7 separate regions of the Mus musculus genome follow, and all the other regions are linked to region 1. A link is a loop called in an ENCODE intact Hi-C map of the cell type or tissue named here. Cell type or tissue: heart. All regions are shown on one strand.

Region 1 (4,000 bases):
TTGATGATAGAAAATAGATCATAGATAGATAGATAGATAGATGATTGATAGATAGATACATAGATAGATAGATAGATAGATAGTCCCTTAGTTACTGTCTCACTGCTGTGAAGAGAAACGATGACTAGAGCAGCCTATAGAAGAGTTTATTGGGACTGACAGTTCCAGAGTGTGGGGAAGTCTTCGATAATCCTGGGGAGCATGGCAGCAGGCAGGCATGGTGCTGGAGCAGTAGCCGAGAGCTTGCATGTTGAGGCAACAGCCATGATGCAGAGAGAGACCTAACTGCTTATGTCATGGACTTTTGAGCCTCACCCCCAGTGACACTCCTCCAACAAGGCTATACCTCCCAATCCTTCCCAAACAGTTCCAACAATCGGGGACCACTGATTGGGGTCAAATATGTGTGATGATGGGGGCCATTCTCATCCACCACTGATGGATGGGTGGACAGACAGACAGACGGATGTCTTCAGACACACCAGAATAGGGCATTGGACTCCATCACAGATGGTTGTGAAGTACCATGTGGTTGCTGGGAATTGAACTCAGGACCTCCAGAAGAGCAGTCAGTGCTCTTAACCACTGAGCCATCTCTCCATCTCTCCTGGGGTTCTGTTTGTTTTTCAAGACAGGGTTTCTCTGTGTAGCCCTGGCTGTCCTGGAACTCACTTTGTAGACCAGGCTGGCCTCCAATTCAGAAATCCACCTGCCTCTGCCTCCTGAGTGCTGGGATCAAAGGCATGCACCACCACTGCCCTACAGTCTCAGGGAATTTGGAAGCCCATCATCACTGGGTGCGGGTGCTCTGGGGAGTGTGGCTGGCCCCTCAGGATATCCCTAGCTACACAAGCGGTGCCTTCTCTCCCCATCCATCCCTTATCTAAGGCTTCACATCAGGTAGGATAGTGGCAGGAGACAGTAGCACTCCACAGCTGTCCCTAATTAAGAACTGAATTACCCAAGATACTCTTGAATGTAGTGTTTGTTCGTGTGGCTGTGTCTGTCTGATGGCAAACGTTTGTCAGGGAATCAATGTCTAGTGTCGTTAGTGCTCGCTGCCCTTCCCGTTCAGTGTTGAACCCCAAACCTTCCTTTCCTTTTAAGTTAGGGGGCGAGGGGTTCATATCAGCAGCAATCATCAACCGACCAATGGGATCTACTTAGTGGGGACTGGATTTGGCCTGATCACACCACAGTGTGGCCATTTGGGTTCTTGTAGAGATTGCCTCAGTTTCTACCATCCCCCCAGCAACTGCTTCCTACCTGATCGAGAGAGACCTGGAGACCCCTGGTTGGAGGTCACTGGGTCATTCTGAAGTGGGGTGGGGGGGGTTTGAGGGCCCAGGGGCTGTCACTGCTGTGGGCAGTCCTTGCCCCTTGTAGATCCAGCCTTAATGTTTGACATCTCAGGAAACGCAGACCCTGCACAAAGTGTATATCAGAGCGATACTGTGAGGAGTAACAAGCATAGGCTTACCAAAGGGAATGAGCTAGCACATCACGTCTGCCTGTTACACTGATCTGAGTGCACCCTTACAAAACTGAATGTACCACAGATCTGGGACAGTTTTGGAACTTGTATGCACCCTAGCAGCTTGTGTGAATTTTTATACCAGCACTGTTTTATTAATTATATAAAATAGAAAAATAGAAAGAAAAAAAAAGAGCCGAATTACCCACTCACTCCCACTGTAAGGCTGGAAGAGTTCTCAGAGCCCGTGCTGGGAAACCTCATCCCCCCCACCCCCCCAAATGCCTGGTGTCCCCAGAGTTAAGCCCTTCACGTCCTCTTGCCCTTTTGTGTTGTGACCACTAGATGGCAGAGCCACATTGTTTTATTCTATTTTGGTACCACTGGCCTTTAATATTCCAAACTGTCCTTTACTTAAAGTTCATATATTAAAATGTCTCTCTAACTTTCTGATTATTAAAAAGCATTTATGAAACACAGAAAAACACAAAAGGAAAAATAACAAAGAGTTTAGGACTCGTAAACCGTGACTCCTAAGCCCTCCAGAAGAAATCACTAAGGCAGTCTCCATTAAATATGAATTACAGTTGATAGCACAAGGCCCGGTGCCCTCAAGGTCCTGAACGGAGCCCTCTCTGAATGCAACAGTGACCCTTGAGCAGCTGGAGGCCATTAGCGGCCATTAGCTGTCTGTGAGCCATGCAGTCTCTGCCTGGGCCGTGAGTTAAATTTTTGTAGAATGCTTGGGCGTATCCTCAGAAAATAAAATGTATAAAATGCTGAGCGTAGGACTAGGAGCCTGGAGAGGATGGGGAAGGAAGCCTGAAGAGGAACAGAAATTTGAGGGCATCGCCAGGGGGCGCTGGAGGGCAGGCAAGATGAAATGGTTCTGCCTGGAAAATTGGGTAAGCCACCAGATAGGCATGGAATGGTCTTGATGGAGTGAACACTGGAAGTCACTGGGGGTGCAAACCAAGAGCGGTCTGCCCACCCCCGGAAAACACTGCATTCTAACATGTCACTTGCCAAGTCAGAAGCTCAAGTGAACGTCACACAAGGTCAGAATTCAAGGAAACACTGCGGAGTAGTGAACAGACTTCACCCAGTTGTCAGTCCCCTAGGCTTCTCTGGCCCTCCCTCGTCCCCGGCTGAGAGTCTCCGTGCCCATCTGAGGCAGAGGACAGGAGCAAAGGCTGCCTCTCTGAGTCGGATAAACTCCTTTCTGCAGGCTCGAGTCACGTGGCCCTTCCATCCTTCGTCCCCTAGGGAGTGTTTAGTAAATGGCACTTGGTTATAATTCTTTTTCCCATCCTGTAGTCTGGGTTTCTCCACGAGCATGTGTTATATATAAACAGCTCCCTATTTAAAAATGTGTTGCTTGTGTAATTATAAGAGCGATCAGGTGGCTGCTGCCTTCGCTTAGGGGGAAAGAAGGGAGCTCCAAGGGAACAATGCTTGTAATTAATAGACGAGAAAGACGAGGCCGAGCTGTCCCCCCCACCCCTCCCTTCCAAGGGCTGTGTGCTAAATCAAGCATGCTGGAGCCTGTTCCTGCGCAGGCAGAGGCACCGCTGATCAGAAGGTGCCGGGACTGAGCACCCTAAAAGATCAGAACTTTAAATTAAACCCAGAGCATTTAGTTTTCAGTATAAAAACCTTCCCCTTGAGCTCTAGCGTACTGGGCGCCTGCGTCCCAGTTTTATTTTAAAGTTATAAAGATTTGTCAACAAATTGGACTTCCAAAAATGCCAGTGGAGGTTTGGTGGACTCAGACAGGCTCTGCTCACGTCCTGGCCCGGTCTCTCACTCACCATTTGGGAGACTGTGGAAACCGCAAGGTTATCTTAACCTCCATTTCTTCATATTCTTCCTGTGCACTGGGTTGAGAATTTAATAAGGAGACTCAGCTTTTTTACTTCTCGAATGTAGCTGATGAGGAAGAGATGGCCTCTGGAATGAAGACCCCCCCCTGACGAGGTGATTGTGATTTGTCAGACTCATTTCTGTATGAAGAAGAAGAATACTCTATTCCCGTTGTCACCAGCAAAGGTGAGGTCGCCCAGCAGGTCCTCGGTGGTGAGGTTGCAGGCCCAGCTCGGAGCACAGTGTGCCCAACCATTCGTCAACCATAGGTCAACCCATACATCCACCATCCATCAAATGTCACTCACAGCTGCAGACGGAGCGGTTCAGGACTGGAGATGGTGAGCCCTTCTGGGTCCTACAGTCATCCACACACATTACTGTCTTCCACACTGCCTGTCTGTGGTATTTGAAGACAATTCTCCGCACCGTTTCCTCCCCTGAATGATTTTTCCTGAAGTCTTCTGATGATTTTTATTGTTGTCGGTCTGTCTCCGCCTCCTGTTTTGGTCAGGGGAAAGGAAGGAAAGAGACACGGGAAGGTTAGTTAATGTTTGGAGAAAGGAATTTGCTCTTCTCTTTTAACTCTTGGAATGTACGTCGCTTCTCTGCATCTGTCCTTCACACACTGTGAGAAGAGCTCTGTTAACAGTAGAGGATGGC
Region 2 (4,000 bases), 390 kb after region 1:
AGTAGACCAACTCTGCAAGGCTGCATTCTGAAACAAAGGCGGACAGAGTCCTCTCCTCGAGGTGGGGGGCCGTAGCAGCAGACTTACTGTTTAACAGTGAGCTCCTGCTGCAAGTACCTGCTGTGCACACACTTCTCAAACAGGGCTAAGGCCTGTTCTCCTTTATTCAGTCCATTTGGGACTTGGTGGCCCTCTGCAAACTCAGCAGATAAGAGCTCAGATTCGATTTCTCCCAACAAATCGTCTGAGGCTGAAACAGTCTTCATCTCGGAAATGAGTTTCCTGGTGCAGTCTGTGTCGTAGAGGCTTGCTGAGGCCGTCTTTGGATTAGCGGCTTCTGCGGGTGCAGATGACTTTAACTCTGCCAGTATCTGTGTTACTGTCTGTTCTGGCTCCTTGGTTTTTGACACTTGTTCTGTAAAGTCTCCACCAGGAAAGTCATCTATTTGTCCAGAATCTTCTGGGCATGTGTCTGTGTTAGCACAAGAATTCTCACCACTGCCACAGTCTGGAATATGGCTCTCCTGTACTTCGATCTGACTACAGTGTTCATTAGTCTGACATAAAATTCTGTCAGAGTCCAATGACAATAGTTCAGCTCCTGTTTCTAATCTGCTGCTTTCGTCACCAGAAACTGAGATGCACGAGTCATCCCTCAACTCCGATGTTTTCTCAGTAGTTGCATCAGAAGAAATGGAGGCTATGTGTTCTGTCTCTGACATGCTGACTGGCACCAATTCACTTTGCATTTCTTCAAATCTGCTCCTGATCTTCATTTACATCTAAGAAATCAAATTTAAAAAATTAGACTAAGACACCATGACATGCCCATGAAGTGTCCCATTCATAATTCCTCTAATAAGGGCCTCCCCTAGAGACAGAAGAGAGATACCCAGAGTGGACACAACCAGTGGGGTCACCGTAGTGACCCCCTCTTTTCTGTCATGGGCCAGCTGGCCTCTCTAGTTAAGGGGCAGAGCATGTCATGGGAAGGTTAGGAAGGAGAATGGCCCCCTTCTGTGGGCACACACTACTTAAGCCCTTTAAGGAGATGGGCAAAAGGACAGCAGCTAAAGCATTAGGCAGCGGTCTCAGAGCAGGACACCAGCGAGTGATGACAAAGCTCACCAAGAAGGAAACCTAGAACCAGGACCTGCTTCAGTGCAGACCGAGCGGGGACTGACCTGTGTGTGCCAGGGGCAGCTTCCCCCTGACAGGGGCCTGGGGCGTTCCCCTGCTTGTTTCTAAGTAAGCATAAGCATTCTCTTCAGTGCAAATCTACCCTGTCTAGGTCAGTAAGAGCAACATTTCATTTGACTAGGTGAGAAGACGCTAGCTATTACATTATTTACAAAGGTTCCTCCTCTCTCTTCTTTATGGGAAATTAGTCAACTTCAAATTTTTCTCTGACATACAGAATACAAAATCTTCCACCAGAGGCTGGAGAGATGGTACAGCAGTTAAGAGTGCATACTGCTCTTACGAAGGACTCAAGTTCAGCTCCCAGCACCTGTGAAGGACTCAAGTTCAGCTCCCAGCACCTGTGGTGGGCAGTTCACAACTGCCTGTACTTTCAGTTCCAGAGGATCTGTCGCCCTCTTTTTGCCTCCTCTGGAACTGGTCTCATATGCACATCCCCTAACCCTGACACACATATACACATAATGAAAAATAAAATTTAATACAAAAAAAAAAAAATCCAGCCAGGCAGTAGTTCATGGTGTACACATTTGATGCCAATACTCAGGAGGCAGAAGCAGGTGGATCTCTAAGTTCAAGGCCAGCTTGACCTACAGAGCGAGTTCCAGGACAGTCAGAGCTGCACAGAGAAACGATGTCTTGAAAAACACAACAAAAAACCTAGTGGTCTCAATGAAAAAACTGCCTGTGACTTTGGCCATGCTTTAACAGTGCACAGACAGGCAGATGAGTTACCAGAGATGAGATTAAACTGCAATTCTAATAAGGAATTCTGCTCTGACGTATACACATGGGAAAAAAAAGAGTCCATTTTATAACAGGAAAGCACATGCTTACTTCAAGCTTTAAGAAAGGCGATGATCAGAGTACACTGAGACAAGAAGAGATGACTGGCTGCATAGACCCCTCAGCACTAAGCAGGAGGGGATTTTGCTAAGGGTGAATTATAATAAATCCTAAGACTTGTTGTACACCGTTTGATTTTACTGTATGAGTCCCAGCACCCAGTGACCCCTCAAATTCTTGCTGACCTAAAGCTTGCATAAAATAAGTAAGGCTAGTGCTTGAAGAACGTTATCCCAGGACTGCGGAAAAGAGTCAAGTGTAAGGAAGAAAAGGCCATCTTGTCTGTCAAGCATGCTGTTCCTGTGGACCACCTGTGGAGACAACGATTACTGCAGACTTTTAGAACCTAGGCTCCCAATCACTTAATCATGTATCACCTACCTCCTCCAAATGACACAAATGACCACCACCGTGCTGTATACGTTTCGCAAGCAAGCTGGTATTGATAGTAAAGACGTTAGACCAGACAAATAAATGCAGTGAACACTTGAAAATCTCAGTAATTTATTCCAAAATCTTGGAATAAAAAAAAAATGAATCTCAGGCAGGTACACTAGCCTCAGAGCAACTTACAAACTAGCTCACTCAAAGTGACTCTGTTTAAAGATATAACCTGTGATATGATATACAATATACAGCTCACTCAAAGTGAAGCTCTTTAAAGGTACCACATGTGGTATGATACACAGTAAATGTAAGATATACTACGCTACTGCTAAAGTTAAAATCTTACAAGTGTAAACCTGCAGTGGCTTTAAACACCATAACTGCTGCTGTTGTACCAACAGAGGCTGAACTCACAGCAGACGAGTACGCGCTGGCTGGCAGATAAGGAGTGCCTTCAGAAGAGAACAGACGACAAAGGCATTGTGACTCCCCAGCATTCCGTTAAGTAAAAAGACATTTGATCAACAACTTTAAGAGTTTTATTTGTGTGTCATGATTTGTCAACAAAAACCCACATCCTTTCATTCTGCTTCCTTGGTCTCCAGGGCTCATTCATTTCTTTCTCCCTTCATAGCAGTTACCCAGTGAGCTGACTGAAGCAGTAACTCATAGCTGATGCCTAGATGAGAGTTTCCAGTCCTGCACCCTGAGTTACAGACATGGAATTGTCTATCCCCTCTTCATGCTATATTAGTCTACCTGAAGAGGTGCTCCTATTGGAGCTTTCTCCAAAGTCTTAAACTCAAGCTGGCTAACCCTCAATCCTGCCGCTAGTACTTGTAACTGAGTACCCATGCACAGCATCATGTGCTTGGTCAACAAACATCTCCCTTTGCTCCCGCTGCTTTCGGAATCTATTAATCTATTAAGCAATTGTTCTCCTGCTTTTCTGATGCTATCCCCTCCCTTCAACCCAGCCTAGGCCTCGTCTCACACCTGGAACACTTAGTTTCTTGATCTCATTCAATTCTCTTTCGATAATCTCAAATCAAAGGGCAAAGTAGATAACAGAAGGGCAGATTATTTGTGACAGTCATGGGGGTGAGACAGGCTTGCTAAGGGAAGTGACAAATCAGCAGATTTAGAAGTGATGAAGTATGTAGTATCCTGGCTGTCATGAAGTGACCCCTCCACGGTAAGAGAGCAAGTGTGCAGGCTAGGAAGCTACACTACTGTCCCACACTTAGCTCCTCTTCAGTCATCAAACAGCCAGCTCAAGTCATGCACCCAGACCAGCCTCTCCCTTCTTTAAAGTTTCAGGTAATGAAATCCTGTCTCCACTCTACAGAGGCTAGCCAGAGAAAAGACACAAGCCTGTCTCCACTCTACAGAGGCTAGCCAGAGAAAAGGCACAAGCCTGTCTCCACTCTACAGAGGCTAGCCAGAGAAAAGACACAAGCCTGTCTCCACTCTACAGAGGCCAGCCAGAGAAAAGACACAAGCCTGTCTCTCTTGGGAGGAGGGTTAGGCAGACACTGATACATCAAGCAGTTAGGGGCTAAGAGTT
Region 3 (4,000 bases), 140 kb after region 1:
TCTATAGATGTAACATAGCAGTTTATCATACATGTACCCTTTTTTTCTATTAAGTTGATAATTGGTTATTGTTTGCCTCTATGAAGGCTATTTTGAAGTATTAATTTTATGTTCAAAGTTGCTAAATCTTTTTAATTGAATCTCAAGGATTTTTCTGGCATACTAATTATATCACATTACATGCAGGTATTTGTAATTCTAATGTCTTTGAGTAATTCTCTTGTGTAATTGTGTTTGCTGTCTCCCTATCTGTACCTCACCTCTTTGTCAAGTAGTAGTAGAGCTAGCAGTTATCTTTGCCTTGTGCCTTACACTTACAGCATTTATATTTAGCATTTATTGATACTTATAGCATTTCTTCATTAAGAGACTCATTTTTAGACTTGATTACAGTTATTTAATCAACCAACAAAATATGGAAGACTTACTTTATGTAAGTTATACACATGATGTTAAACAAAATGTATCTGTGTTGTTTCCAGGCCTGAAGGAAAATGGAAGCCACCTGTAAGATTTAATTTCGTCAACTTGATAGACAGGATGTGGGATTATCTAGCAGACCAGTCAGGGCACGCCTCAGGGATTATCCATATTAGCACAACTGAAGTGAGGAAACACTCCTTAACTTTGAGGGGCAGCATCCCATGAGGCTGGGTTCCCCATGAATTAGGGTTCCTCATGAATTACTGAATTATAACCTTGCAGGACACCAGTATTTGGTGCTCTTTGCTTCACAGCTGGATGCCTCCCACTCCTGTCAGCAGGATTTTCCTGCAGTGGCACACTGGACCCTCAGACTGCGAGCCACAGCAAACCCTTCTTCAAGTCTCTTCTTGTTGACGATTTTGTCATAGCAACGAGAAGGGTACCTAATACACATGCTTTAAAGTCTTCCCCTGACTCCCAAACAAACAACCGTATTTGACTCTGCATCTCACAGCACCACCAGATGGAGCACCATGGCCCTCACATCACGTGGCCATCAAGACATAAACTAAGCTCTAGTTAAAGGTGCTCCTGATGCAAGCTGAAGACAGGGACAGAGGCAGCTTAACCAGCACCAGAAGAACAAGTCAAGTGCTTGGCAAACACAAAACCAACTCCTGGTTGGTTTGCTAGTTTGTTTATTCGTGGGCTTTTTGTTTCATTTTGTTTGTTTGTTTTCTCCTTTTTTCCCTCTTACTGCTTTTCTGTTTTGGGTGTTTTGTTTTTTGTCTATATTTTGAGAAAGAATGTAAAATTGAGTAGGTAGAGTGGTGGGAGTAATTAGAGGAAGGGAAAACATAATAAAAATACATTGTGTGAAAAATGTTAAAGAAAAAATAAAATGCAACAGTTTTGAAAAAAAGGAAAAAAAAAAGTAGGAGTAATTCTGAAGACTTAGAGCACAAATAGGTCCTAGTAAGAAATCCCCAATACCAAGCTTAAAATGTTAGCACAGGTTTGGATGCCCTAGTTCTAGCTTACCTTAAATGTTCAGGAAGGACGAGGATGGAAAGCGTAGAGAAGTCTGCTTTGGGACAAACATCAAATACACAAGCAGGGTGTGGTTCCTCTTAGATTCGGCCCCAAAGCGAAAGAAGGAAATGAAAGGGAAAGTTTAGGATCCAGTATGAAGGAAGGAGAATTACAGCCAGCACCTCCTCCATGAGTGGTGTCCATAAATGAAACTGCACAGAGAGCAGAGCTGTCAGAAGAGGGAGCTCTCAGGCTAGGAACCTGGTTTATAGGATGATAAGGTGGTCATAGCCATGCAGAACTACAGGAAAGAGAGTGTGTGGACATCCTCACTGAGAGTCACAGACTTAACAACTGTGTTCCTTTTTGGAGTAATATCTTCAAACAACACTTAAGACAAATGAAAACCAAGTTGGATCAGAAATACTAAAATTAAAAAGAAAAGAAGAAATGGGTATTGATTGACTTCAAGATTGTATTAGAAACGAAGTCTGAACGACAGGATGTAGAAGGGAGGATGACTGCGTGTAACGATGGAGTCGAGACTGCAGCGAAGTCGAGGGAGGCAGAGAGCTCTAGTGGGTGAGGCTGAGCCCCAGAAGACCAACAGTGCAGGGAGAGAGTGAGCGACTCAGAAGACAAGAGAAGGAGGTGCAGCGTGGGACTACTGGGAGAACCTCAGGAAAAGCCAACCACCCAAACTAATACCTGAAATTAGAATAGAAAAAGAAACCTAAATAGGGAAAAAAACAAAACAAAACAACCCTTCACTCTTCATCTTAAAAGGGCCTATAAGATACCAGGGACTATTAACCCAGAAAAGTCCAAAGAACAGCTTAATAAAACTGTTAAAATTACAGACCAAACCAAAAACGTCTTACGAGCTCCAGACTCACAAAAGCATGTGCATTAAACTTACTGGAGTTGTCCCAATAGATTGAAAAGCCAGGCCACATAAAGCCACGTTTCAGCACCCTGAAGGTATACAAACCAGGTATGGTACCCATTCCCTCTCCAAGCATCAAGGCTATAGCAAGCAGTGAGGAAGGTGAAGGATTCAGAGGGCGTGTGCTGCACGTGTGCATGGATGTCCCACAGGGGAGCTCTCGTCTCGTTCTGGCTGAGTAGGAAAGCTGCCCTGGACAGATAAGGATGTCCTGTGTACAGATCGGAGCTGAGATCAAAACTACACTGTAAGTAGAGGTGTATTTGATGGCCAGGGTTTGTTCTGAAAAAAATGGAGCTGATCAAAGTAACAAAGAATGAGGACTTACTGTAGGAGCTGACTGACCAGTCTGCAAGGGGCTGTTGCTTCTGTTTAGTATCTCAGTGGCAGATGGAGCCATGGATACAGAAAGACAAAGGAAAGAAGGACAAACTAGAATCCTTGTAGGCTCTGCTTTATTTAATGTGACTAGCAAGTGCTCTTTATTGTGGAGCAACACATTTCTGGACCATAGGGTAGAGAAGCTGGGGTTCCCTGGGGTCCCTTCTGAGTCTGCTGAGGCTTTGTGTGTCCTTTGTGTCTAGCCTGGCTTACTCCCTTCAGCTGTGTCTCATACGGAATATAATCCAGCCTCCTATAACTAGATGACCCCATGCATGTCTGCATATTTACTCATGTGAGTAATGTACTGTATTATGTATATAGATTACATCCCGCATGTTTCCCTATGGGACATAATTGTGAAGAGTGATATTGCTAATTTCTTTTGAAATTTAGAGGTTTTTTTTTTTTTAATTTATGGTTAAATTGGGTGAGAGTTCACTGTTGTACTGAGTACTGTTAAATTCCTTACACAGATTGTCCCTTAATTCACTTAACCTAGGGAGTCATTCATGATGTTTCCCCATCCCACAAGTGAGAAAACTGATAAAAGGTGAGCAGTTTGGCCAAAGTCTCAAATCCTTCCCACTTCTGCCCACTCCTACCCTTCCACTTCCCAGGCATCTATCTGCTCCTCAGGATTTTCCAAGATATCCTTGGTTGTTTAGTTGTTGCTTCTCAGCAGTTTGATCGTGAGCTGTCAAGGCATGTTTTCCTCTGTTGGGTCTTAGATGCTATGCTGGCCTGAAGTTACGTATACTAATTCCTTAGCTAGAATGAGAACATTAGGCATTAATCAATGTTTGTTTTGCCCTGATTTCTTCTCTTTTCCTTTTGGATTCTTGTAACTCCTTAGATGCTCTAAGCTGATCCCAAGTTGCCTGAAGAAGTGTCTCTTTTCACTCAGTCTCCCAGTGTCCTTTCTCTGATGTTACCTCAGGGCTCCTGGCCTTTTCCTCTGCCACCAGTTTGCTAGTGAGCTCATTCAGTTTCTTCGTTTCAAGTAGGTGTTTTCAGCTCTGACATCTTCATTTAGTTTTTCTTTTATGGTCTTATCTGTTTGCTTATATTTCCTGTCTTTTCATTCATTTCATTTGTATTTTTCTTTTACTTAATGAAACATGATTTTATAGCTGCTTCAAGTCTCTGCTGATTGAAATTATTTTGGCATCAATATCTTGTTTATTTTTCCTTTGATGATTAATCATATACCCT
Region 4 (4,000 bases), 300 kb after region 1:
GGCTGCGGGAGCCTGACGCGCGGCCCCGGGGGCTGGCTGGGGGGGTGGCAGCGAAGGGGGGGGGGGAGGTGCTGGGTGTTGGAGCCGCCGGCCCCGCGCGCTCAGAAACATGCTGAGGTCCCGGCGGCTCTTCCAGCAGCGACAGCGGCTCCAGCAGCAGCGGCGGCGGCGGCGGCGGAGACAGCGCTCGGCTACGGAGGAGAAGGCGCCCGGCGTCCATGCCTCCGGCCCCGAGCCGCGGCTGCCCTGACCTGGCCGCGACCTCCCCGCGCGGGCCCCGCAGCCCCGGCTCCTGGGGTGCTCCCCAGGCGCGGCCCAGCCCCGCCACACCCCCCGCCCCCGGCCTCCGCAGCTCGGCATGGGCGCGGGGGCGCTCGCCCTGGGCGCCTCCGAACCCTGCAACCTGTCGTCCGCCGCGCCGCTGCCCGACGGTGCGGCCACCGCGGCGCGGCTGCTGGTGCTCGCGTCGCCTCCCGCCTCGCTGCTGCCTCCAGCCAGCGAGGGCTCAGCGCCGCTGTCGCAGCAGTGGACCGCGGGTATGGGCCTACTGCTGGCGCTCATCGTTCTGCTCATCGTGGTGGGTAACGTGCTGGTGATCGTGGCCATCGCCAAGACCCCGCGGCTGCAGACGCTCACCAACCTCTTCATCATGTCCCTGGCCAGCGCTGATCTGGTCATGGGATTGCTGGTGGTGCCTTTCGGGGCCACCATCGTGGTGTGGGGCCGCTGGGAGTACGGCTCCTTCTTCTGCGAGCTCTGGACTTCGGTAGATGTGCTGTGTGTGACGGCCAGCATTGAGACCCTGTGTGTCATCGCCCTGGACCGCTACCTCGCCATCACGTCGCCCTTTCGCTACCAGAGTTTGCTGACGCGCGCGCGAGCGCGGGCCCTCGTGTGCACAGTGTGGGCCATCTCGGCGTTGGTGTCCTTCCTGCCCATCCTCATGCACTGGTGGCGGGCCGAGAGCGACGAAGCGCGCCGCTGCTACAACGACCCCAAGTGCTGCGATTTCGTCACCAACAGGGCCTACGCCATCGCCTCGTCCGTCGTCTCCTTCTACGTGCCCCTGTGCATCATGGCCTTCGTGTACCTGCGGGTGTTCCGCGAGGCCCAAAAACAGGTAAAGAAGATCGACAGCTGCGAGCGCCGCTTCCTCGGCGGCCCAGCCCGGCCGCCCTCGCCTGAGCCCTCGCCGTCACCTGGGCCACCGCGCCCCGCAGACTCGCTGGCCAACGGGCGCTCCAGCAAGCGGCGGCCGTCGCGCCTCGTGGCTCTGCGCGAGCAGAAGGCGCTCAAGACACTGGGCATCATCATGGGTGTGTTCACGCTCTGCTGGCTGCCCTTCTTCCTGGCCAACGTGGTGAAGGCTTTCCACCGCGACCTGGTGCCGGATCGCCTCTTCGTCTTCTTCAACTGGCTGGGCTACGCCAACTCGGCCTTCAACCCCATCATCTACTGCCGCAGCCCCGACTTCCGCAAGGCTTTCCAGCGCCTGCTCTGCTGCGCGCGCCGGGCCGCCTGCAGACGCCGCGCAGCCCACGGGGACCGGCCGCGCGCCTCCGGCTGCCTGGCGAGAGCTGGGCCGCCGCCGTCCCCCGGAGCTCCCTCGGACGACGACGACGACGACGCCGGGACCACCCCACCGGCGCGCCTGCTGGAGCCCTGGACCGGCTGCAACGGCGGGACAACCACTGTGGACAGCGATTCGAGCCTGGACGAGCCGGGGCGCCAGGGCTTCTCCTCGGAGTCCAAGGTGTAGAGAGCCAGGCTCTCTGGGCGCACGGACGCCGCTCCCCATAGTCCCGGGCTGGACACGGGCTCTGCATCCCTAGAGGAAGAGAGCCCGCCTGGGCGCCCCTGAGCCGCTCCCCAGGGGAGAGAGGAGATCTCTGTTTACTCAAGACCGAAAGCAGGTGAATGCAAAGCCCACAGATCTATCGAATCATCCGAGACGTACAGAAAAGCCCCGGACCGAGCGTTTGCGCAAAAAGGAAAGTTTAGGAGGAGTTGGGAGAGTGTGGCTTAGTATGGCTTACTGGCTTGTCTTGAGTTCCTTTCTCTCTGAGGTTCGGCCTTTCGTGTGTTTAATGCACCTTCAGGCATTCCCCCCCCCCCCCGCCCCTAGGTGGGTTTTGACACTTTCTGCAAGGACCCGAGTGGAAACTAGGCGGGGAGGGGAGGGGGCAGGATGGAGTCTATCACCTGGCTTTCCGGTTCCACACCTAGGAACCTAAGTATTCAGCTCAGGTTTGGTGTGGGGGCGGGGCCGGTGATAATTAGCCAGGAAGTGTTTCCCTTTGCTTTCTAAAGAAATTGCATACTAATTCCGGAGTACTGGTGTCTCCTGTTCTTAAAGCAAAGGGAAAAGAAGGATGCGAAACAGACAAATCTGGTTTCGAGAAACTATGTGTGGAGCACGGTTCACCTTGCTTTCTCCTAGAGGGCAAACCTTGTGCCCTGCGCGCCTCGGTGGTCCTGCTGTGGGTCCTCTACCTCACTCTGTGCATATTGCACAGCAAGATAGAAAGACTTGTTTATATTAAACAGCTTATTTATGTATCAATACTAGTTGGAAGGACCAGGCGCTGAGTCTCTCTCTGTGACATGTGACTCTGTCAACTAAAGATAGGACAGAACAAAAAGGAAACAGTTGAGATTATTGCACATGTGGCTAAAAACAAAGACGGCAAAAAAAAAAAAAAAAGGCAGTGGTTGGAAGGCCATTTTGCACAGTGTTAGGCATTGTAAAATTCATAGAAGTTGTTAACTTGCACAAAAAAAATTAAATATTTTTACTGGGATGGGGAGGTGGGCAGATCTTTAAAAAGCTAAAATAAAATTCAAACTCAGTTTCTCTTGTCTATTATGTTATTGAGTTGATGGTTTATTGGGAAGTTACTTTTTATACTCTTATCATGGTACTGTAACTGTATCCATATTATAAATATTATTCTCTTACGTATTTTTATTATTATTTTTTAATGTCCAAGTGCCCCCGTGAATCTGCTGGTAAAATTTAGCACTCGTGTGTATATTCTATCTCTTCTTGTGTGTGTGACCAAGTATTTATACTCTGGTGCAACTAACTACCGTGTGGGAATTGGTCCATGTGCAATAAAGACAGCAGTGCAGCTCAATCGAGGTTCCGTGCCGTGTGTCTGTAAGGGGGTCCGCGATGACAAGAGAGACTTGAGTGTTTGCTTCAAAATACAGACTGGCTGCCTTTTTAATATCTCTTCATGACTCAATCACAGAGCAAAGTGCCTCTAGACCAAATAAGGTGTTCACCAACCGAGAGCCACAGATTTGCCCTAAATTTTCACAGCCGGATTCAAGGTATTCCAGACAACTCAGGCACCCTCAAGAGCCCATCTGCTACACTTGATGGAAGAAGGGACCGTGTATCTTCTGCAAAGGAGAGCCAGAGAGAGTGCTGCTGGAGACGGGTAACTCAGCAGCAACATCTCACAGAAACACAAGCAGGAAGGAATGATCCACTGGATGATGTCGCCCACTTGAAATAACGGTGAGTGGCTTCCATGGCTTATGTTTGTGTCCCCATTGAAAACCACAGTGGGTTCACAGTTCTCCAGAGCCTGCTTAGAATGGGAAAAAAAAAAAGCCATGTTCATGCTTAAGCAAAGATGTATAAAAGGACTCCTGAAGCAAATGTTATCTCTCTCACACAAGTACCTAGATCCTTTTCAGCAGATGTTCTAGGTGGGCAGGAAAGGCAAACTGAACCTCCTAACTTTCATTTAACTTCCTAACAGAATTATAACACCCAAATGGATAGAGGTTTTTTTTTTTTTTCATTAAAAATTAGTTCCCGAGAAGTGTAGAGTAAAATTCCATCCTGAGATTCATTGTACATTCACCCAGTCTGTTTATCCAATATGTTTAAACAAGCTTTTCATTTCATGACTGAACCGTACGTAGTGTCACCAAAATGAAAAGTATATGGTTTTGGCTCAGGGTCCCCTCTAAGATGGACAGACAA
Region 5 (4,000 bases), 610 kb after region 1:
TACATTGCTGGCTGTCTGCTAGCAAACAATGTCTGATGTCTCATTTTGTACCATGCTGGGTCTTGTCCTACTTTGAAGCAGGTATTAATAATAATAATTAATTTTTTATAGAAATGGAAATTGAGGCCTAGCGAAGTTAAGCAAATCTTCATTAGCTGTGCAGCCAATAACTGGTGGAGCTAGAACTCAAACCCAGGCTGTCAGACTCTGCACTCAGCTCTGAGATACTTTCTGTTCTAGTGACTCTTAATCACCAAGAACCTCGATCTTAGACTACTGGGGAATGAGGGCCGCTGTTCTGGAAGTGGATAAGAGGTGGTGGGCATGCTTTAATAGTCGGATCTTCGTCTATATGTGAGAAAGAGGGAAGAGCTCACAACAGAAAGGAAAATCCTCACATGGTCATCTAGGAAAGGACCAGACCTTACCCGTGGGCACAGGATGATCCTCCGAACCACTGTCAACATTGGTAGTTCATCCAGACCTGCTCACAAAAGATCACCACAGCTGAGCACACAGTCTGTTGATATTTCCTCGTAGGAGGGGCAGGAAGGCATTGAGCTGCACTGGGACCCTCCTCCATGTATCCAGCCACTCCTACCAACCGGGTACACTTTTGCTCTAATTGCAGGTAGTCTGAGGGAGAGAGTGTCGCATAAAGATGAGAAGGACTGGGGAGGGTGATTCATCTCTGTGGCCATGGAGGAATCAATTCATGCCGTGTGCAGACCTTCCTCATGTGTGGCTGTTTCAAGGCCACCCATGATCCTCCCCCTAAGCCACCCATTGCTCTAGAAGCCAAATAAATTCATTGGTTTCTCAGTGTGAACTTGGTGGACTCATACCAGGGTGTCACTGGAAGAGTAGTAAGGAAGAGTAGGCGTTATTCATATCTCCCCTGGAAAAGATTTTAGCAACATCCACAACCAGCCACGCCCACGACCAGCCACGCCCACAGCCAGCCACGCCCAGCACAATTTCCCAGGCCCACCAGAGACTCTTATCGTTCAGTGCGGTCTCTTCACGTGTAGTTCTCGTGAGCGTGATGACTCTTGGTTTGCTGCCTTCACCATCCCTTCATACAGCTCACTTTAAACTCTCCAGGGAAGCCATAGCAACCCAGAGAGCTTGTGGCTCTCTCACTTCTACATGGCTAACCACTCTTTGTAAATATCACTGGTGTTTCCTGAGCAGTTAGTGTGCCGGGCGCTGTACTACGTGCTCGGCATGTTATCATAACCTGGACGGGCTTCTCATTACTTTGTCCATTCTGCTGATGAGCAAATTAGGTTGGCTGTTATGCGAGTTCTGGTAACCTGAAGCTAGACTGCCTGACATTCAGCAGAGAGCTCACTAGATTTCAACCACAGAGCATAAGCATGCAGAGCTAACGAGGCAACCATTCTTAGCACTGTGCACCTTAGTTGATCATCGGTGTGCCAAGAACTGCCAGAGTAAGGTAAGCTGGCCATCAGGACAGGCTCATGCCAAGGATGTAAACAAGCGTGGCCTCATCTTTCATAAGGTGAGTGGAGTCCACAGGAAATTTGCACTGGTAACTCAGAATGGATGGGGGCTGACTTTGCAGAGCTGACTGTGGGCACAGCCTCCATTTCTTGGTGGGAGGCTCCCTCCTTGAAGAGTTGGACACTGGGAGAAAACACGGTGTGGCTGGAGGAGGAGAGGTTAGGGATCGAAGCATGGTGTGAAGGGAGAGGGAAGTTGCTCTTGCCTGGCCAGTGCCTTCTATGCATCCTTCTCTGTGTGGTGAACTCAAGGAAGGAGTCAGCTTCAACTTAAAGGTGGCCCCCAAAGCCAACTGCCACAAGGAGGTCATGGCAAGAACCACAGATGACCCCTGGTGGTGAAGCTAGGGACAGACACAGGAGCTGGTGGAAGCAGAGCTGAGTAGGTGGCAGACTGGAGGCTGGGCCTCCTCACACATTCTCTAGCAGCAGCAAACGGGCCATGCCAACTGCCTTGGTGAACAGCCTGCCTCTGCCTTCCATGTGAATCCTGGAGGGACCGCCACAGTGAGTTAGAGGCTCAGAGCAGCCATCTGAAACATAGACTAAGCCGAAGCTTCTGGCAGTGAAGCTAAGTGAATTGGAATCTAGCTTTTCTTCACACAAGGGTTGATGATAAAGTGGGGGATTGGAAGAAGCCCACCCAACCACCATGCTCTCGGTGACTGCCACGGCCCATTTGTTCTAGCTGACTGAGATGGCCCATGCTCTAGGTGACAGAGATGACCTATGCTCACAATGGCTCATAAAGTCTTACCCTCAAATCCAAAAGATGGGACTGTCTGTCGTTGCTGTGCCTCAGACAGAATTCAACTTCAGTTCTAGCTGTAGTGTAAGAGGGCTACTAGACATTTTTTGTGGGGGTCAGTCTTGAATCCAGGGCTTTTCACATGCACACTGCCACTGAGTATTCTTAGTTGATAATATATCACCCGTCAAGTTGGTCCTACTGGCCTGAATTGTTGAATAAACGACTGGGAAATATGTGTTACTTAATACATGTCCTGGCACTGAGGAATACAATGGAAAAATACCAGGTGGGATGGAGAGACGGTTCAGTGGTTAAGAGCACGTACTGCTTTTGCAGTTCCTAGAACCCCCTTCAGGCAGCTTACAGCGGCCTGGAACTCTCCATCCCGGGGATCTAAGGTGGAGTACAACGCAACAGGCTTGCGCATGCGCACAATATACAATTTAAATCTGCTGTGTTTGCAGTTTCACTCTTTGCTCTGATTCCTGGAAGTTTGGCTCATACTTTTAAAAATAGGGTGAAACTTCAAAAAGACCAAGAAACAAATGAGCGCTGGTGCGCTCAGGGCAGAAGCACGTAGCTTTATTTATGGAGTACAGGGTGGAGAGTGGAGCGGGCTGTCCGCAACAGAGGCAGCTGGGAACACGCAGCTCAGCGGCCACAGTGCCTGCAGGCGGAGCCCTCCTCTGTACCTCAATACCAGGTGCTCAGCACTGGCACACATCAACTCATTTCCACAGGGAACACGACACAGCTTCTCAAGACTTCCGGACATTTGCTTTCGTTTAGCCACAAGGGGAGGGAACCAAGGTGAATGGGCAGTCTTTCATCAGGGACAGAAATCCCGTGAACCATTCTTCAAGGAAATTCGATGTAGGGTCTTTGGCATCTCATGGAAAGCTTTCACATTCACCACCAGACATATTTGTTAGAGGACCCCCTCTACCTCCCCCATCAATTCCATGAACAACTGTCTCCTCTTCCATAAGGTAAAATGCCTGTGTGTATGGTCATAACCGTTTTGAACCTGGTATCCTTAGGCTCATCTCTTTCCATCTTTCACCCTGGGAAGCGATTCAAAGGACTGCCACTCTCGGGAGAGACTCAGAAAAGAATTTTATTTAGTGATAACTGCCATTCAATTACATTAAGCTTCCGGGAGAACAAGTGGACTCTGCTGAAGTTTACTGTGCACACATTGTCTGCTGAGAAAGCTTCCATTCGAAACAGCCATTTGTCTCCTTCTTGGTGAGTTTGCTGCAACATTAAACACTCACGAGTGAGGGCTATCCACTGCCCATTGTCACTGTCTCCTTCTGCTTGTGGGTAGAAAATGCAAACAGTAACCCTGTAGATGCCGAAGGCTTGTTCTCCCGTTCCAGTGGACATGGGTGCTCCTTCCCTGTCCATTGCCACCGGAAGACACATCACTGCAAATCCGAAACCCTGACCATCTATTTCTGCATAGAAAGTTCTTCAAAGGGGGGCACAAAACAGTGAACTTCAAGCATACAAAGCCCTGGTTTGTCTAACAACAGAAAAAAAAAATGCAACTCAAAACCGAGGCGGGCACAGAAAGTACAGATTGAAGAGTTACTAGAAATCTCCCCAGAGCCAGAGTTCATGGAGAGCACAGCTTGGAGCCACTCCTGCTCCTGCGACATGCCCTGGACTGCCACTCCAAGTTTGCTTGAGATTTTTTTATTTTCTCTTTTAACAAAGA
Region 6 (4,000 bases), 490 kb after region 1:
GACAGTTCTGCAGGCACCACATTGGGGGGCTTCCGGAGGGCCAAGGCCTTTGTCAAGCGCTTTGTGCAGGCCGTGCTGAGGGAGGACTCCCGAGCCCGCGTTGGGATAGCCAGTTATGGCAGGAATCTAATGGTGGCGGTGCCCGTCGGGGAGTACCAGCATGTGCCGGACCTGATCAGGAGCCTTGACAGCATTCCCTTCAGCGGTGGCCCGACCCTAACCGGGAGTGCCTTGCTCCAGGTGGCAGAGCACGGCTTTGGGAGTGCCAGCAGGACTGGTCAGGACAGGCCACGCAGAGTAGTAGTTCTGCTCACTGAATCACGCTCCCAGGATGAGGTGTCTGGGCCAGCAGCTCACGCAAGGGCTCGGGAGCTACTCCTCCTGGGCGTGGGCAGTGAGATCCTGCAGGCGGAGCTGGTGAAGATCACCGGTAGCCCGAAGCATGTGATGGTCCACACAGACCCTCAGGACCTGTTCAGCCAAATCCCAGAGCTGCAGAGGAGGCTATGCAGCCAGCCACGGCCAGGTAAAACTCTGCAGCCTAACCTAGGGCTGGCTTGTCAGTAGACAGGTCCGTCTGTCTGTCTTCTTGGCACCACCAGCCATTCTTTCCTTCAGTGCCTGTGCTGGGAACTAGGATCGGGGCCTGAGTGTAGAACTCTGTGGGGACTTCTTGTGAGGACCAGATAAGACAAGCCTAAGCAAGTACACTCAGCATGTCTAAGCGTGCACCTGATTATAGGTACTGTTACTAATCACACTTGATCATTGTTATTAGTCTTAAGGAGTTCTGAGTCAGAGACGTGTATTCTTAGAACACACACATGTACACATGCACACACACACTTGTTGCTGCACACTCGAACACAACCAAAGCGAACATGCTGTGATACCTTCTCTACTTCTCTGCTCATTCTGTTTCCTTTCCTATGAGGCTGAGCTTGTGAGCAGCACTCAGTGGGGAAATGGTAGCCCTGGGACTAAGCAGGGCCATGCAGCGGCTGGGCTAGTACCCGAGATGTCAGAGCTGGAACACATCGGTAAGAGGGCACTTCAGTGCTTCCCTGGGGAGCTAAGTGGAAGAGCCTCATGTGGGACTTAGCATCCCCAAACCGCGTTACTGGCGATGGTCCCCAGAGGTGAGAGTCCCCCTTCTGTAAAATGGTGATGAGGCTTGTCATGCCCCTTGTATCCTGTCCTCTAGGCCAGTCTCCTATGGCAGATATATATATATAACGGACTTGCCAATTGCAGAGAGTTCCATTATGTATCCATCCATTAGGATAGGTCATTGTTGCATTTAACAAACCAAAATCGATACATTGTTACTTAGTACAGTCTACCTTTGCTCAGATTTCCTTAGCTTTTACTTGATGTCTTCCTGTTCCCAACGCCAGAAATTGCCCTCACAGGGGAGTTAGCAGGCCTGTCTCCCCAGGGGGTTGTGGCAGGTTCTCTATTTTCCTTGTGTCCAGTGTGGTTTTTAAAAGCTAACATTATCAGACCACCAGACCCTTTGACTCCGTATTTAAACCATCCCAGTGGCTCTCCATGTGGCTGAAAGAAACCCGAGCCCCTTCCACCAGCTTCTGAGTACTTCCTGTCTGGCTGCTGCTCTCGCACACACTGGAAGACTGAGGAAGCTGCCTCCCTGCTAAGAAGCATCCTGCCTGCCAGTTAGCTTCACCTCTCTCCTCCCCAGGGTTCCCTGAGCACCTTCCTAGTCACATCTTGTCTTGCTGTCCCTTTAGCCCCTTCTTTCCCATGGTGTTGCTGGCTCTATTCCACATTTGTGTTCATTTCCTACCCATATGTCCTAAATCACCACTCCATAGATGGCAGGTATCAGCCTATTTGATATAATAGCAGAGCCCTGTGCACAGTGGGCAGGCACTGCGTGATGTAAGGAGGCAGGCGAAAGTACAGCCGCACCTGCTGCTGTTAGGGCCTTCAAAATCCCATATGCTGGGTCCTTCTTTCAAAGATCAAAGGTGAGTGACCTGGCTTCGCATGGCTTCAGAGCTGCGGCCCAAGGTCACCATTTCTAAGCCAGCAAGGATTTAAAAAAAAGATGAGGGAGGGAGGCTGAGGTCAAGCAGCTCCCACTGACACGTTAGAATTTATAGTTTCAAGCTTAGAAACTACATTCCCTTCGATTGGGACTACAGCACGGCCACCCCCTAGTGGCCATTCTCAGCAGGAAGCTGGGAATGTCATCAGGGCAGCCACTTGTATTCATGTCTATATTCTAAGGAAGGATGAAGTGTGATTGTAAGGAGGGTGGATGCTACATGGGCAGTCAGCACACTGGCTGGCCTGGACTCTGTCCAGCCCAGAACAGCCCTGCTGTACCAGCCAGATCTAGACAAGGGACCTATTTTGCTTGCTCCTCCAGGCTGCCAGGCACAGTCACTGGACCTGGTCTTCCTGTTGGATGCCTCTGCCTCTGTGGGACGTGAGAACTTTGCCCAAATGCAGAGCTTCATCAGGAAATGCACCCTCCGGTTTGATGTGAATCCTGATGTGACACAGGTTGGCCTGGTGGTATATGGCAGCCGGGTGCAGACTGCCTTCGGGCTAGACACCCATCCCACCCGGGCTGCCGTGTTGCGGGCCATGAGCCAGGCTCCCTACCTAGGGGGTGTGGGTTCTGCTGGTACAGCCTTGCTGCACATTGAGGACAAGGTGATGACGGTCCAGAGGGGTGCCCGCCCCGGTGTCCCCAAGGCCGTGGTGATGCTCACAGGCGGGAGTGGGGCAGAAGATGCAGCTGTCCCTGCCCAGAAGCTGAGAGGCAATGGCATCTCAGTCTTGGTTATGAGCGTGGGAGCCGTCCTCAGGGAGGCAGTACGGAGGCTTGCCGGTCCACGCGACTCCCTGATCCATGTGGCAGCTTACACAGACCTTCCGTACCATCAGGACATGCTCATCGAGTGGCTATGTAGAGGTGAGTGGGGATAAGAACACATCTGTTAGGGCCCTCTTGAGACAGGACCTTTGCCTGACCTTCACACATGTTACTATAAGGAGGACAGCTCCCTAGTCCCCACTTGGCTGTGTGTGAGCTTATGAGCTAAACCCTACAACTCCACAAACTTCTCCAGTGTTACCGACCATGTGCTAAGCTGTTGCTGCAGGTCCATGGGTGACACTGAGAGGTTAACCCAGCCCCACAGACTGTAAGATTGAGCTGAGCTTGCTTAGAACAGGGGTTTTGGGTCTGACCCAGACCTGGGCACATTCTCCTTTGTAGAAGCCAGGCTGCCAGTCAACCTCTGCAAGCCGAGCCCATGCATGAATGAAGGCACCTGTGTCCTGAAGAACGGCAGTTACCGATGCGAGTGCCGGGGTGGCTGGGAAGGCCCCCACTGTGAGAACCGTGAGTGGATCCCTACTGTTCAAGCACAGATGGGGGTGGTCTCCTTAGTCCTGCTGAGTTCTACAGACTCAGCAGGAGGCAGGTTGGGTTATTTAATCATTTATTCACTCCCCTATGAAACACTTGGAAGGGTCTTACATATCTCAGACCGTTTTTGTTTGTTTTGTTTTGTTTAGAGTAGGAGATACAGGCTGATGGATAAGAGAGATAATCTGCCCTTATGAAGCTTCCATTTTAGGGAGGAGACAGAGTGAGCAGTGTAACAGTATAGAGCATTAGAATGTCACTATTGCAATACCATTACTATTGGGACTATTAGAATGTTACATTGGGAGTTCCGTGCATTGCAAATAGCCATGACAGCGGGGAGGTGGGCCTTGGTTAGCAACATAACACTGCACCAGTAACAGTGTCACAGGATGTGAGGCCAGAGATGTGTAGATGGGTAGACACATTATGGCAGCTAGTGGCCATTCTTTCTTGAATATCTGTAGTGACTGAGCGGAACAGCCTGCTGGAGGGGGGTGAGATAATAGGGCTTTGGGAAGAAAGTTGCTTTAAGGAGACACAAGTAACAGACTGGGGCCTCCTTAGATCAGGCAGAAATCAAGACAAGAAGAC
Region 7 (4,000 bases), 350 kb after region 1:
ATCCTTGCCTGGGCTATGGCACGGTAACTCTGGAGTTGTGGGAATCTTAGACATGGCCTATTGGGGGTGCCAGGAGCAGCCACCGCCCCCCCCCCCCCCTTATAGTGACTCGTGCAATGTCACACTTAGGATCGTCATCAAGCATCACAGCGAGGTGCAGGAATGGGAGGCAACTGCCCATCTTCACGATTCCCACAGAACAACTGCTCTGACTGCCAGTGCCACACAGCCGAGCGCGTGTTTCCACTTGCTGCAAGTCTCTAGTTACCTCTTAGGGAGGTGATGGCAGTGTTGGTGTTGGAACCAAGGGCCTCGACAACTGTGCTCAGAAATCTCCCTACCATTGAGTGTGATGCCTTTTGAACCCCATCCCACCAAACTTATCATCAAAGCTCCAGCAATGTTTCCAGCTATACACGGATGGAAATAGCTTCCGGAGGAAGAGTCCCCCAGATTCCAAGTCAGAAACGCATCTGGAAGAGAGGGAGCAACCCAGAGCTGCTTTCCCTCTGGCTCAGCGGATCTTAGGGACCTCACGGGTGCAGAAGGGAGGCGCTGGGAGGCCAGCAGTCGCCCACGAAGAGATCTGCTCCCGGGAAAGTCCTCAAAGCCAGGTGAAGTGTAGCATCCTGAAGGAAAAAAGGAGGGCTGAGCAGTGGGCCACTCCGCGGGAATCAAAGGCGGGGGCGGGGGAGAGGGTGTGGTGGGCCGCTGACAGAAAGAAGTGGCTGGCTGCAGGCTCCAAAGGGGACCTGTTCCCAGCTTGCCACTTGGATGGCACCTTTCAAAGCCCCACGGAGATACCAGGACAAAGGGATGAGAAGCTCCGCAGTGAGGGTGCGGCTCCTCCCCGCCTTTGAGCTCAGCGCAGCCCCGGAGCCGCCCTTGGCCGCTCTATGCTCCCTCCCTGGTGTCCTTTGATCCACCAGCTGCTCCAGCGGCCCTTTCGAGGAAGCCAGAGGAGGGGCGCCCAACTCCCCACTAGAGGGGAGGTAGAATTTCTTTGAAATGGAACAACCACGATCCTGTTGGCTTAATAGGAAGCTATCCACTGCAGACAAAGTTGGGTTTGCTTCCCATTTCCCCCTACCAAACCAAGATACTTCTTGGTCTTTTGCAAGAAAGCTCCCTTCAGTGAGGTGACTCTCATTCACAGAGAGGCTGGGTGGTTGGAAAACGTTCTTGTTAGGGGGTGAGAATGTAGCGCCTGCCCAGACAGGACAGTTCTCAGGCATGGCGTGAGAAGCCTCCTTGCTGTGTTCCTTCACACTGCCTTAAAGTTTATGAATCCTCCGCAGACCACACCTTGCTCTCCTGGCTGGTTCTGCTGTCACATTAAAACAGCTGTTTACAGACTGCTTGATCATTCCCACCCTGAACTCTTCCTGGACAGGAGAGAGCTACTCTAGAGTTTAGATGTTTAAAACAAAAACCCTTCCAGCTAGGCTCACAGCCTTATCTTCCAAACAACAGAAAGTAGAGCCTTTAGTAACACCATTCAGATTCAAGACCAGCTTCTCAGATTTCAGAGTGCCAGCAACTCTGTTTAATGTCCCAAAAGAACGATTTCTGAGCTTAAGAAATTACAGACCGAGAGAGCAGCAGAGTCGCTTGATGGAGTCGGAAGGTTGAGACCTAGGTCTGGCCAGGGTGAGGCAGAAAGATGATGTCACAGTGGTTCAGGCAAAGCGCCCGTAAGCACGTTGTCCTTTCTTCCAAATGTCTACCCTTGAGAGTAGGAAGTAAACTTTTCAAAGACGCTCTTGATGTTTTCTGGGTTAGAGTTTGGGCGAGAGTGAAGCCACACTCTAACACACTGTGTTGGGCTAGTGCCTGCCACTGAGACTGCTCTAAGGCTGTCTGTCACCTGACGCTGGAAGGCAAGAAGTACAGCTCACATTTCAGATACCTGAGGATCCTGAAGACGACAGCCAGGTTGATAAGCCTGGAGAGGGACACTCCCAGGGCAGGGTGGTGACAGCTGGTTGTTTGGTAACATTCCTCTGCCATCTAGTGGCACCAGCCTACACTTCCCTCTCAGATGAACTTCTTGGCGCTCCCACACTCCGACGGGAGTTTTTATTTCTTTCGTTCAAACTGAGTTTTTTAAATCAGCCATCTTAAGGGTCAGTGAGACGGTTCAGGAAGTGAGGGTGTTTCTCACCAAGTTGGAGCCTTAAGAGCCATTTGGCAGAAGGAATGTATCTATCTATCTACTCCCACAAGTGGTCTTTTGGCCTCCAAACACACTCAATGGCAACTGTGTGCATTTGCACATTAATGAAAAATCCATCTCAAGAGGTCCATCAGAGAAAAAGGCCCACTCCGCAGAACTGACTTTGAATCTGTGCCATGATGCCGGCCAGCCACTTCACCATGGGGATGCAGCCTGGTAATCTGTGACACGCGACAACTTGTTTCCTCCTACGAGTGTGCTTCCTAGTACAGAAGCCATCCACAGATGTAAAAAGCGTCCTTGCGGTCTCTATCCCTGGAAACAGGACTCCATGCTGTGTCTTCTCTATGTCTTGCTCTCTGAATTGTTTGAGGAGGTAGCAAAGACTTCAAGTTCATCATGCTGTTCTCCTGACTACAGCCTTCTGTCCTGCCTGAAGCCTTGTGCTGCCCTCAGGCCTCTGAGAGCCCTGTTCTAACTCTGGTGCTCTGAAGTCTGTGTTGACAACAGCAAACGTTTATTCAACACTACAAGATGCTCTCACTGCATCCAGATGCCACGGTAAAGATCCTCAGATAACTCCTTGGAGTGTATCTCCTATCGACAGCTTCTGCACACAAGGAGAATGACACAAGGTCAAACCGGTGACAGAAGCGAGACTTATGCTCAGGCAGATGCTAATATATACATTCTTAGCCATTTGGCCACTGCTTTGTTCATATTCCTCTGGTGCAATTTTAACTAACTTGTCTAATTTTTCAGGTGATCACAAGTCCAGCCGTGGGCTGGGGCTGCTTCTCAGTGGCAGAGCACGAGTATGTCTAAGGCCCTGGGTTTGACCCTCAGCAGTACAAAAGAACAAAAATTTAAAATAGGGCTGGGGTGAAGGTAGGCAGAAATGTTTGCCTTGAAAGTATGAGGACCTGCAGTTGGATCATCAGAAGCCATGTAAACTGGCTGCACAGTGCAAGGACCTGTCATTCCAAGCATGTGTCATGGTTGGGGTGGTCATAAGCCATATCATGGGACCCCACTATACTGCTTTACTAAGTGAATATGCTGTCAAACTGTCTTCTAAATATTTATGGCTATACCCATAGAGCGGTGCTGCTCTCTACTTTGGTCAGAGAAGCTTCTTTTTGCAGTGGGCAGCAGTCAATGCAGAGACTCAAAACTGGTCAAAACGTTGAGAATAAATGTTGAGTGCAGAGCTAGAAATGGGACAGTGTATCACCTCCACAAGGGGACAGTGTATCACCTCCACAAGGGGACAGTGTTTCACCTTCACAAGGGGACAGTGTATCACCTCCACAAGGGGACAGTGTATCGCCTCCTCAAGGGGACAGTGTATCGCCTCCACAAGGGGACAGTGTATCACCTCCACAAGGGGACAGTGTATCACCTCCACAAGGGGACAGTGTATCGCCTCCTCAAGGGGACAGTGTATCACCTCCACAAGGGGACAGTGTATCGCCTCCACAAGGGGACAGTGTATCGCCTCCACAAGGGGACAGTGTATCGCCTCCACAAGGGGACAGTGTATCACCTCCACAATAATAAGGAACACCAAGGGAAGGGGAATGGGAAGATGATCTAGAGGACAGGAGTGGTGCTGGCAAATGCTGTGTTCTGGAAATGGCGTGGCTATTGTACTCCTGCACTCACAGAAGTCATAGTTACCTGTGGAAGACCTACAGAAGATCAAGCCAGGCAGCAATTCCAGCATGGGTGGAAATGGGTTCACGAGTCTCCAAGCCCAGTTAAGGAGCTAAGGACAGCTGCTGGGGGAGGAGTTGTCATTTTTCTTTTTGAGTATGGCTACAT

What was found. Peaks named below come from ENCODE experiments on the same cell type or tissue, not always from the same donor. Only the 100,000 strongest peaks of a DNase experiment are listed, where the experiment ranks them.
Region 2: it touches region 1 in a loop (11-fold over the local background); 7 of 42 quality-filtered maps call a loop at or near these places.
Region 3: a loop joins it to region 1, with 9 times the contacts of the local background. A loop is called at or near these places in 12 of 42 quality-filtered maps.
Region 4: a loop joins it to region 1, with 5 times the contacts of the local background. A loop is called at or near these places in 8 of 42 quality-filtered maps.
Region 5: a loop joins it to region 1, with 2.3 times the contacts of the local background. A loop is called at or near these places in 4 of 42 quality-filtered maps.
Region 6: a loop joins it to region 1, with 4 times the contacts of the local background. A loop is called at or near these places in 16 of 42 quality-filtered maps.
Region 7: it touches region 1 in a loop (10-fold over the local background); 28 of 42 quality-filtered maps call a loop at or near these places.

The regions. Positions count from the first base shown.
Region 1 is chr19:56,420,874-56,424,873 of GRCm38, forward strand. The region is part of intron 2 of Casp7 (caspase 7); the gene reads left to right. Among named protein-coding and RNA genes, the nearest start is that of Casp7, 26 kb to the left of the region's middle. In heart, CTCF peaks have their summits at 1,811 (motif pointing right) and 2,347 (motif pointing right); a DNase peak (open chromatin) is centred at 2,338; H3K27ac peaks cover 565 bases.
Region 2 is chr19:56,812,908-56,816,907 of GRCm38, forward strand. It overlaps Ccdc186 (coiled-coil domain containing 186), which reads right to left. Exons shown (of 16, transcript NM_170757.2): 2 at 88-782. The coding sequence starts at 776. Among named protein-coding and RNA genes, the nearest start is that of Ccdc186, 7.3 kb to the right of the region's middle. In heart, a CTCF peak has its summit at 1,582; no DNase peak of the experiment used is centred here.
Region 3 is chr19:56,564,561-56,568,560 of GRCm38, forward strand. All of the region lies in intron 2 of Nhlrc2 (NHL repeat containing 2), which reads left to right. Among named protein-coding and RNA genes, the nearest start is that of Nhlrc2, 18 kb to the left of the region's middle. In heart, CTCF peaks have their summits at 944 (motif pointing right) and 1,692 (motif pointing right); a DNase peak (open chromatin) is centred at 1,681.
Region 4 is chr19:56,722,014-56,726,013 of GRCm38, forward strand. It overlaps Adrb1 (adrenergic receptor, beta 1), which reads left to right and starts at 104. Exons shown (of 1, transcript NM_007419.3): 1 at 104-3,137. The coding sequence starts at 359. The coding sequence ends at 1,759. In heart, no CTCF peak of the experiment used is centred here; DNase peaks (open chromatin) are centred at 648, 998, 1,008 and 1,598; H3K4me3 peaks cover 2,626 bases; H3K27ac peaks cover 2,468 bases; H3K27me3 peaks cover 650 bases.
Region 5 is chr19:57,029,896-57,033,895 of GRCm38, forward strand. Ablim1 (actin-binding LIM protein 1) reads right to left here. Exons shown (of 26, transcript NM_178688.4): 26 at 2,838-4,000. Among named protein-coding and RNA genes, the nearest start is that of Afap1l2, 23 kb to the left of the region's middle. In heart, a CTCF peak has its summit at 1,863 (motif pointing left); a DNase peak (open chromatin) is centred at 1,866.
Region 6 is chr19:56,906,437-56,910,436 of GRCm38, forward strand. Vwa2 (von Willebrand factor A domain containing 2) reads left to right here. Exons shown (of 14, transcript NM_172840.2): 11 at 1-526; 12 at 2,396-2,947; 13 at 3,254-3,379. Among named protein-coding and RNA genes, the nearest start is that of Vwa2, 34 kb to the left of the region's middle. In heart, a CTCF peak has its summit at 2,191 (motif pointing left); a DNase peak (open chromatin) is centred at 2,715; H3K27me3 peaks cover 531 bases.
Region 7 is chr19:56,775,208-56,779,207 of GRCm38, forward strand. No RefSeq gene overlaps it. Among named protein-coding and RNA genes, the nearest start is that of Gm32718, 34 kb to the left of the region's middle. In heart, a CTCF peak has its summit at 2,014 (motif pointing left); DNase peaks (open chromatin) are centred at 244 and 1,814; H3K4me3 peaks cover 1,839 bases; H3K27ac peaks cover 1,169 bases.